Regions from separate parts of the Homo sapiens genome. Here region 2 is linked to region 1. A link is a contact called in ENCODE Hi-C data. All regions are on one chromosome and are shown on one strand. The core of a region is the stretch at or near the end of the contact, and the rest is flanking DNA. Distances in the headings are between cores, read along the strand shown. Region 1 holds the start of DAZAP1 (DAZ associated protein 1). Region 2 holds the start of FZR1 (fizzy and cell division cycle 20 related 1).

Region 1 (4,002 bases), core at 457-2,956:
CATCTGGGAGCCCTTTCCCTGCCTCACCCCAAAGTCGATGGCTCCATCCCCCATGGCCGGTGGACTCCCTGCTCAGGCCCATCCCTGCAATGTCCCTCACACAGGCACACGGACCCTGCCAAGTCAAAGTGCCTGGAGAGGACTCACAGCACGGGCTAGGCAGGGGCTAAGTGCTTTCATCCTGGTTCTCCAACGGAAGGTGCTCTTTTGTTTTGTCTGGGGAGGGGGAGAGCCCACAAAAGGCATTTCCCATCCACAAGTGTGACCTGTAGCTGGTGCGAGAGGCGCCTGCCAAGGCAACCCTCTAGCAGCAACCGCTCCCGCACTAGCCAAGCCCAGCGCTGAGAACACAGGGCGCTGCTCAAAGCTAAGGGCACCGAGAAATTTACACCAGACCACTAGGAAACCCAACCCAGACTGTTTTGCCGGAAGAATGCAACTCTAAAACGACGTCGCTGCGGCAGGAGCCGCTCCTACCAAAGAATGGCGCCGAGCCCTGGGGCACAGCGAAATGAGGTTTCCCGGCCCCGCGGGGTCCGGAGCAGGTCAGGCTCCTATAGGAGGGGACGCCTCGGCGCAGCAAAGATCCGCGGGCCCGTCGCCGCCTCGGAAGCGCTGACTCTCCCTTCCGCAGCTCAAGCCCACCCCCGGCGGGGAGGCGCCGAGGCAACGTAAACACAGCAGGCCCCGGCTGACCCGAGCCCCCTGGGCCCTGGGTTTGCGAACCCCTCCCGACCTTACCACTTTGGGGGGGTGGGATGGGAGCGGGGAGCCCGGAGCCCCGAGTGGGATAGGTTGGGCGGTGGCAGAACCGGAACCCTCGCCTCGGCTCGCCACGTGCGCCGCCCGCCAAGTTTGGGCGCGCGCTGGGGGCGCCCCGGACCACCCCCCACGCCACAGTTTGGGGTCCCCCTGGCCAGGAAGCCGGGAGGCGGCGGCGACGGCGCCCTGGACTCCCCGCAGACTCCCTCAGGTTCTCATTCGGGGTCCCCCAGGCCAGGAAGCCCTACAGGCGGCAACGGGGACGCTCCAGACCCCCCCAAGTTCCCGTTCGGGGCCGCCACAACCAGGAAGCGGCGGCGGGGGCCCCTGAACCCCTCTGGCTCCCATTCGGGGTCCCTCAGGACGCGCAGTCGGGAAGCGGCGGCACGGGCGCCCCAGGACACCCCCCCAGGTTGCCGTTCGGGGTTCCCCCGACCAGGAAGTCTGGAGGCGGCGGCGGGGCCCCCCGGACCCCTCAGGCTCTCCTTCAGGATCCCCCAGGACGGGAAGCCGGGAAGCGGCGGCGGGGGCGCCAGGACCCCCCCAGACCCCGGGCACCCGTCCAGGGCCCCCGGCGCGAAGCCGCGGCGAGTCCGGGTCCCGAGTCCGCCCCCGGCCGGCGTGACCTTGACGGGGCGGCCCCGGGGGGCGGCGTCTGAGGCCGGGCGGCGGGGAGCGGCGGGCCGGGCTCGGGGCGGAGACGCAGGCCCGCGCCGCTCGTCCTCACCCGATCTCGTCGGCGCCCGAGTTGTTCATGGCGGCGGCGGCGGCGACGCTCGGCGCTCCCGGGCCTCCTCGCTCGCTCCCGCCTCCGGAAGGTCACCCGCTCCGTCGCCCTCCCCACAGCCGCGGCCCGGATCTGCGCAACGGCGGCGGCGGCGGCGGCGGCGGCGGCGGCGGCGGCGGCGGCTGCCTCCTCCCCTCGGCGCCAACGGTCACCGCGCGTCCCCGCGCCGCCGCGCCGCCGCCCCTGCGCACGCCCGGGCGCGCTCCCGCACGGGGTCTCCGGGGGCGGGTCCAGGGGTACTCCGTCTGTGCGTGCGTCCCTGAGGCGGATTTCGCGCCGCCGCAGTCGGGGCCGTCGCGCGTTTTCCTTTCTCCTCGGAGGCTCCTGGCGTTGCCGCGGGGCACGCTGGGAAATGGAGTCCCTGCGCTGGCCCCGCCCCTGCAAGGGGAGGATGCGCGCGGGCCGAGCCACGTGCGTGCGTGCGCGCGCGTGCGGGCTTGCGTGCGCGTGCGCGCTTGCGAGACCGGCGCTCCGGGCTAGGCACTGTGGGCGCAGGCGCGGCTGCCGCTTCCTCTTTAACTCTTCACTCGGAAGCGGTGGAGCCGCGTGGGGCGCTGCGGGGAGTGGGAGTGTACCCGCCCGCACCCCAGGCGGGCGGACGGAGCGGGAACGGCACGTGAGCGTCCCGCGCGAGGCTCCTTCCCCTGTCCGCATTTCACAGAAGAGGATCCCGAGGGTCCGAGAGGCTGAGTCACTTGGCCAAGGTCACCCAGTTCGGGGCTGAACTGGAATCAAATCAAAACAATTAACTAAATTCAATGACTATGAAAAGATATTATTGACCCCCCCCCCAAGTGCTATTACTATTAATAGCCAAATACTGTTTTAGTTGCATCTGTTAATTGCATACATCAGTGGTTCTTCTTCTGGGTGACTTTGCCCCCTAGGGGATAACTTGGCAATGTCTGAAAACACGGTTTTGGTTGTCACAACTTGAGTGCGGGGTGCTGCTGGCATCGAGTGGGTCCAGACCAGACATGCCGCTCAGCACCCTGCAGTGCACACGACGACCCCCCAAAAAGAATGATACCCGTCCTCCAATGTCAGCAGAAGGAGGTGGAAAAACCGGTCTAGGCTGACGGTAGTAAACAGGTGACCCGCAGGGTTTTGTAAAACCGGGTACGTGCTGCCTACTGCTTTTCTCCTTAATCTCACAGCACATTGACAGCCTGATCGTTTGGTTTATTCATCATCACAGAATTAAATAAATACAAGGAACAAGGCCGGGTGAGGTGGCGCACGCCTATAATCCCAACACTTTGGGAGGCCGAGGATCAATTTAGGTCAGGAGATCGAGACCAGCCTAGCCAACATATATAGTGAAACCCCGTCTCTACTAAAAATACAAAAGAAAATTAGCCGGGCGTGGTGGTGGGCGCCTGTAATCCCAGCTACTCGGGAAGCTAAGGCCGGAGAAATGCTTGAAGGCAGGAAGTAGAGGTTGCAGTGAGCCGAGATCGCGCCACTGCACACCAACCTGGGCAACAGAGCAAGACTCCCTCTTAGAAAAAAAAGGGCCGAGCATGGTGGCTCACTCCTGGAATCCCAGCAGTTTGGGAGGCCAAGGTGGGCGGATCACGAGGTCAGGAGATCGAGACCATCCTGGCTAACATGGTGAAACCCCGTCTCTACTAAAAGTACAAAAAATTAGCTCGGCATGGTGGCAGGCGCCTGTAGTCCCAGCTACTCAGGAGGCTGAGGCAGTAGAATTGCTTGAACCCAGGAGGCAGAGCTTGCAGTGAGCCGAGATCGTGCCACTACACTCCAGCCTGGGCGACACGGCAAGACTCTGTCTCAAAAAAAAAAAATACAAGGAACAAGATCACAGACAAATAGTACAAAACACTTTTTTTTCTTTTATTTTGAGACAGGCTCTCACTCTGTTGCCCAAGCTGGAGTGCAATGATGCAGTCATAGCTCACTGCAGCCTTGAACTCCTGGACTCCAGCTATCCTCCCTCCTCAGCCTCCCAAGTAGCTGGGACTAAAACCCCATTTAAAATAAAACTGGCCGGATGCAGTGGCTCATGCCTGTAATCCCAGCACCTTGGAAGGCTGAGATGAGAGGATCGCTTGAGCCCAGGAGTTCAAGACCAGCCTGGCCAACATGACAAAACCCCATCTCTACAAAAAATAATAATAATAATAATAATACAAAAATCAGCCAGGTTTGGTGGCACGCACCTGCAGTCCTAGCTACTTGGAGGCTGAGGCAGGAGGATGGCTGGAGCTCAGGAGTTGGAGGTTTCAGTGAGCCGACATCGCACTACTGCACTCCAGCCTGGGCCACGGAGCCAAACCCTGCCAAAAAAAAAAAAAAAATCTGGGCTCAGTGGCTCACACATGTGATCCCAGCAATTTGGGAGGCCGAGGTGGGCGGGTCACCTGAGGTCAGGAGTTCGAGACCAGCCTGGCCAACATGGCAAGACCCTGTTTCTATCAAAAACAAAACAA
Region 2 (4,002 bases), core at 799-3,298, 2.1 Mb before region 1:
CCGGGCGTGGTGCGCACACCTGTAATCCCAGCTACTCAGGAGGCTGAGGCAGGAGAATCACTTGAACCTGGGAGGCAGAGGTTGCGGTGAGCCGAGATCGCGCCACTGGACTTCAGCCCAGAGCGAAACTCCATCTCAAAAAAAAAAAAAAAAAAAAAGAAAATCAATGTAGCCCCACCTTGAAGACCAATCCGGCTTGTCTGTTTCTAGAAACTCCTCCTCCAAACCCCAAAGCCCCACCCCAACCCCTACCCCCACCACTGCCTGCAGCCAGGGCACAGGTTCTGAAATTTGACCTGGGAAGCAAGTCACAGGGGCAAACTGGCGGGTACCACCTTGCCAAGATACCCCTCCCCAGTAAAGCACCGGGCTTGCCTTTGAGTAAGTGTCTGCTCCCTTAGCAAAACCCTCTGCAACCCAACTCCGCTCGCTGCTCAAGGCGCCGGGCAGCGGCCAGTGGCCAGCACACCTGCCTCCACTTGGGATTCCGAAGGAAATGACAATCGGGTGTCGCCAAAACACACGGGCCCCTGACACAGGAGGAGGCCCACGCGGAATTCCGCATGACAGACGGCCCCCGACACATCCACTCCGGGGACCAAACCTAGGTGATGCCGTCAGCTTCTATCCCCACCCCCACCCCGAGAGAGACCACTCCGCCTTCACTTCAAAGTCCCCGCAGGCTGCCCTCATGCTGGTGGTGTGTGTCCTTGGTGGATGGTTTTCCCTTAGGTAAATCACCCTCCTTCAAAGCACATAGGTTGGGGTGGGGGCCTCACCACGGAGAGGCATGAGGTCATCGCCCGGTAGACTGGGGCGGGGCGGGGGAATCGGAACCAGAGAGACGCCCTGAACCAGAGGATGAGTTTGGGGTGGAGAAAACAGGGGAAAAGACAAAACAGATTTAGGCTGAACATCTGCATATCGGGGGTCTCAGGACGTGGGGTGGAGACAGGTCTGGACGGTGGAAGAGGGGGAGGGGGTGTCACAGGTTTGAGTAGGGGTAAAACGGCTCTGAATGGGGGGCACACTCCATATTCTGGGGATCCGAGATGGCCAGGCTTGCGTTTGGAGAAGACACGGGGCAGGACGCAGGACGGAGGTTCAGTTCGGAGGAGGGAGGGGCTTGTGCACGGATAGCTCGTCTGAGGCTTTGGTGGGAGAGCTGGATTTCGGGGGAATGGGGGCTGGTAGGGGGCACGCTGGGAGGGTGGGGGAGCAGAAATCAGCGAGATGAGGTGAGACGGGGACATCCATGCACTCAACCCGTGCCTGCGGGGACTGGTGGACACAACAGTGACCACAGACACAGGTTTCCGGGTGTCCCGGGCTGGGACTGCATTTTACTGGGGCGAGGGGCTGGTTGCGGCCTGGGCGAGCCATCGCACACCACAGGCTCAGCGATGGGGGGCGGCTTCGTGTGGGCAGGACCCAAGCTGGGAGGGTCTGAACTGGGAAGTCCCGGGGATGACAGGCCAGGGAGAAATCACCCGGGTTAGGAGGCGGGGTCTGCTGTTCTAGGGGTGCGCAGTGGGGTCCCCTGGTTGGGGGTGCAGGGCTCAGCCTATTTTAAAAAGAATGGTGGACGCTGACGGCGGCTGCGGGGAGGTCACGACTTACAGGTGGCTCGGGGTGGGGGTCACGGCAGGCCCCGACGTGGGGGGGACGCTGGGATTTGGGTGTTAACTCGGGAGACGCGGATGCTGAGGTCACCCGGGCCTAGTTCGGCCTGGGAGGCGGCATTCGAGGGGACTGGGGGCTCCTGGAGGGGCCTGAGCTGGGGTGGGGGTCGCAGCCCGCCCCGCCGTCCCGGTTTTGGGGGGTCGCAGTCAAGCTCCGCCGCCTAGGGCCCGGGGGGCGGGTCCCCGACCCCGGCCGCCTCACCTGGCTCGCTCCCGTGGCTCGCTGGCTCCCGCCGACCCCGCCTCTCCTGGCACCGCACAGCGCCCGCCTCCGGCCTCCGCAGCTCCCGCAGGCCCGGCCGCGGCCGCCGCTGACGGGATCCCGGGCTCCGCGGTCCCTAATATGGCGGCGGTCGCTCCTCCGCTGCCTCCCGGCTCCCTCCCTCCGCCGCGCGCGCCCGGCCGGCCGCGCGCACCCCCGCAACCCGACCACGCCCCCACGCCGCGCGCGGCTAATCGCGGCCACGCCCCCCGCCTACCCCACACACCGCCAGGCCCTGCCCAACACCCAGCCAGGCCCTGCCCACTCCGAGTGGCTGCGCCTGCGCGCGTTGGGCATCTCGGGAGGACGTGACGTCTCCCGCGATTCAAATCAATACAGGAAGCGCGGCTCCACGCGTTGCCCAGGGCAACCGCGGCCGGAAGAGGACCCGCGGGGTGCTAGACGTTGCAGAAATGGCTCTGGTAGATGGAGGGCGTGGTTCCCACTGGGGACAGTCGCGGAATGGGGCGCCCCAGGGCAGACCCTTCCTAGGGTAGATCGAAGCCAGGCACACCTCAGTGCGGCATTGACGTCGCGCCTAATGAGCGCAGATGGGACCCAACACCAGGTGCGTGTCCCGAACGTACAAACGTCACTGCTGAGAGTCATTAATTTATTCAACAAACCTGCATTGCGCTCCTAAGTGCTGCTCCTCCAGGCCCCAGTGAGACAGCAGGGAACAAAACAGGTTTTTAGGCCAGGTGCGGTGGCTCAAGCCTGTAATCCCGGCACTTTGGGAGGCCGAGGCGGGCGGATCACCTGAGGTACGGAGTTAATCCCAGCTACTCGGGAGGTTGAGGCAGAAGAATCCCTTGAACCCAGGAGGCAGAGGTTGCAATGAGCCGAGATTGCGCCACTGCACTTCAGCCAGGGTGACAGAGCAACACTACGTCTTGAAAAAAAAAACAAAAAACAGGTTTTTAAAAAAATTATGGGCCGGGCGCGGTGGCTCACGCCTGTAATCACAGCACTTTGGGAGGTGGAGGTGGGTGGATCACCTGAGGTCAGGAGTTCGAGACCAGCCTGGCCAACATAGTGAAACCCCGTCTCTACTAAAAATACGAAAAATTAGCCAAGCATCGTGGCAGGCGCCTGTAATCCCAGCTACTGGGGAGACTGAGGCAGGAGAATTGCTTGAACCCGGGAGGCAAAGGTTGCAGTGAGCCAAGATCGCACCATTGTACTCCAGCCTAGGCAACAGGGCAAGACTCAGTCTCAAAAAAAAAAAAAAAAAAAAAAAGGTTAAACATAGAATTGCCACATGACACAGCAGTAACACTCCTAGGTATCTACCCAAGAGAAACAAACATGTAACATCCACGCAAAAACTCACACACCTATGTGCATAGCAGCTTTATTCATAACATCCACAAAGTGCACACAACCCAAATGTACATCCACAGATGAAGGGAAAATGCTCCATTCATACAATGACACGGTGTTTTGCAATATGAGGCAATGAGGCTCGGACACAGGCTACAGATTGGATGAACCTCGAAAGCATCATGCCCAGTGAAAGAAGCCAGATACAAAAGACCACATAGTGAGTGATTCCATTGATACGAAATGTCCAGATAAGCAAATCCATAGAGACAGGAAGTGGATTAGTGGTTGCCAAGGGCTGGGAGAGGGGGATCAGGAGTGACTGGAATGGACTTTATTTTGGGGGGTTGATGGATATGTTCTAAAATTGATGTGATGGCCGTGAGCTGTGGCTCACACCTGTAATCCCAGCACTTTGGGAGGCTGAGGCGGGCAGATCACTTGAGGTCAGGAGTTCAAGATCAGCCTGGCCAATCTGGTGAAACCCCATCTCTACTAAAAATACAAAAATGAGCCGGGTGTGCTGGCGCGCACCTGTAGTCCCAGCTACTCGGGAGGCTGAAGCAGGGGAATCACTTGAACCCGGGAAGTGTAGGTTGCAGTGAGCCCAGATCATGCCACCACACTCCACCTTGGGTGTCAAAGCAAGACTCCGTCTCGGAAAAAAAAAAAAAAAATTTATGTGATGATGGCTGCCCGACTCTGAATATACTAAACACCACTGAATTATCACTT

Evidence for each region. A loop is a pair of places that touch in the nucleus more often than their neighbours do. Pooled maps may share reads with other maps.
Region 2: a map of CD4-positive, alpha-beta memory T cell shows a loop between it and region 1 (14-fold over the local background). The contact joins the promoter of FZR1 here to the promoter of DAZAP1 in region 1. A Hi-C loop is called at or near these places in 1 of 168 maps with a recorded cell type or tissue (CD4-positive, alpha-beta memory T cell), 2 of 37 single-sample maps with no recorded cell type and 8 of 50 pooled maps.

The regions. Positions count from the first base shown.
Region 1 is chr19:1,405,290-1,409,291 of GRCh38, reverse strand. It overlaps DAZAP1 (DAZ associated protein 1), which reads right to left and starts at 1,706. Exons shown (of 12, transcript NM_018959.4): 1 at 1,490-1,706. The coding sequence starts at 1,518. RefSeq lists silencers at 803-902, 1,283-1,492, 1,633-1,862.
Region 2 is chr19:3,504,357-3,508,358 of GRCh38, reverse strand. It overlaps FZR1 (fizzy and cell division cycle 20 related 1), which reads right to left and starts at 2,048. Exons shown (of 14, transcript NM_016263.4): 1 at 1,885-2,048. RefSeq lists enhancers at 1,294-1,503, 2,314-2,573, 2,624-2,673 and a silencer at 1,844-1,993.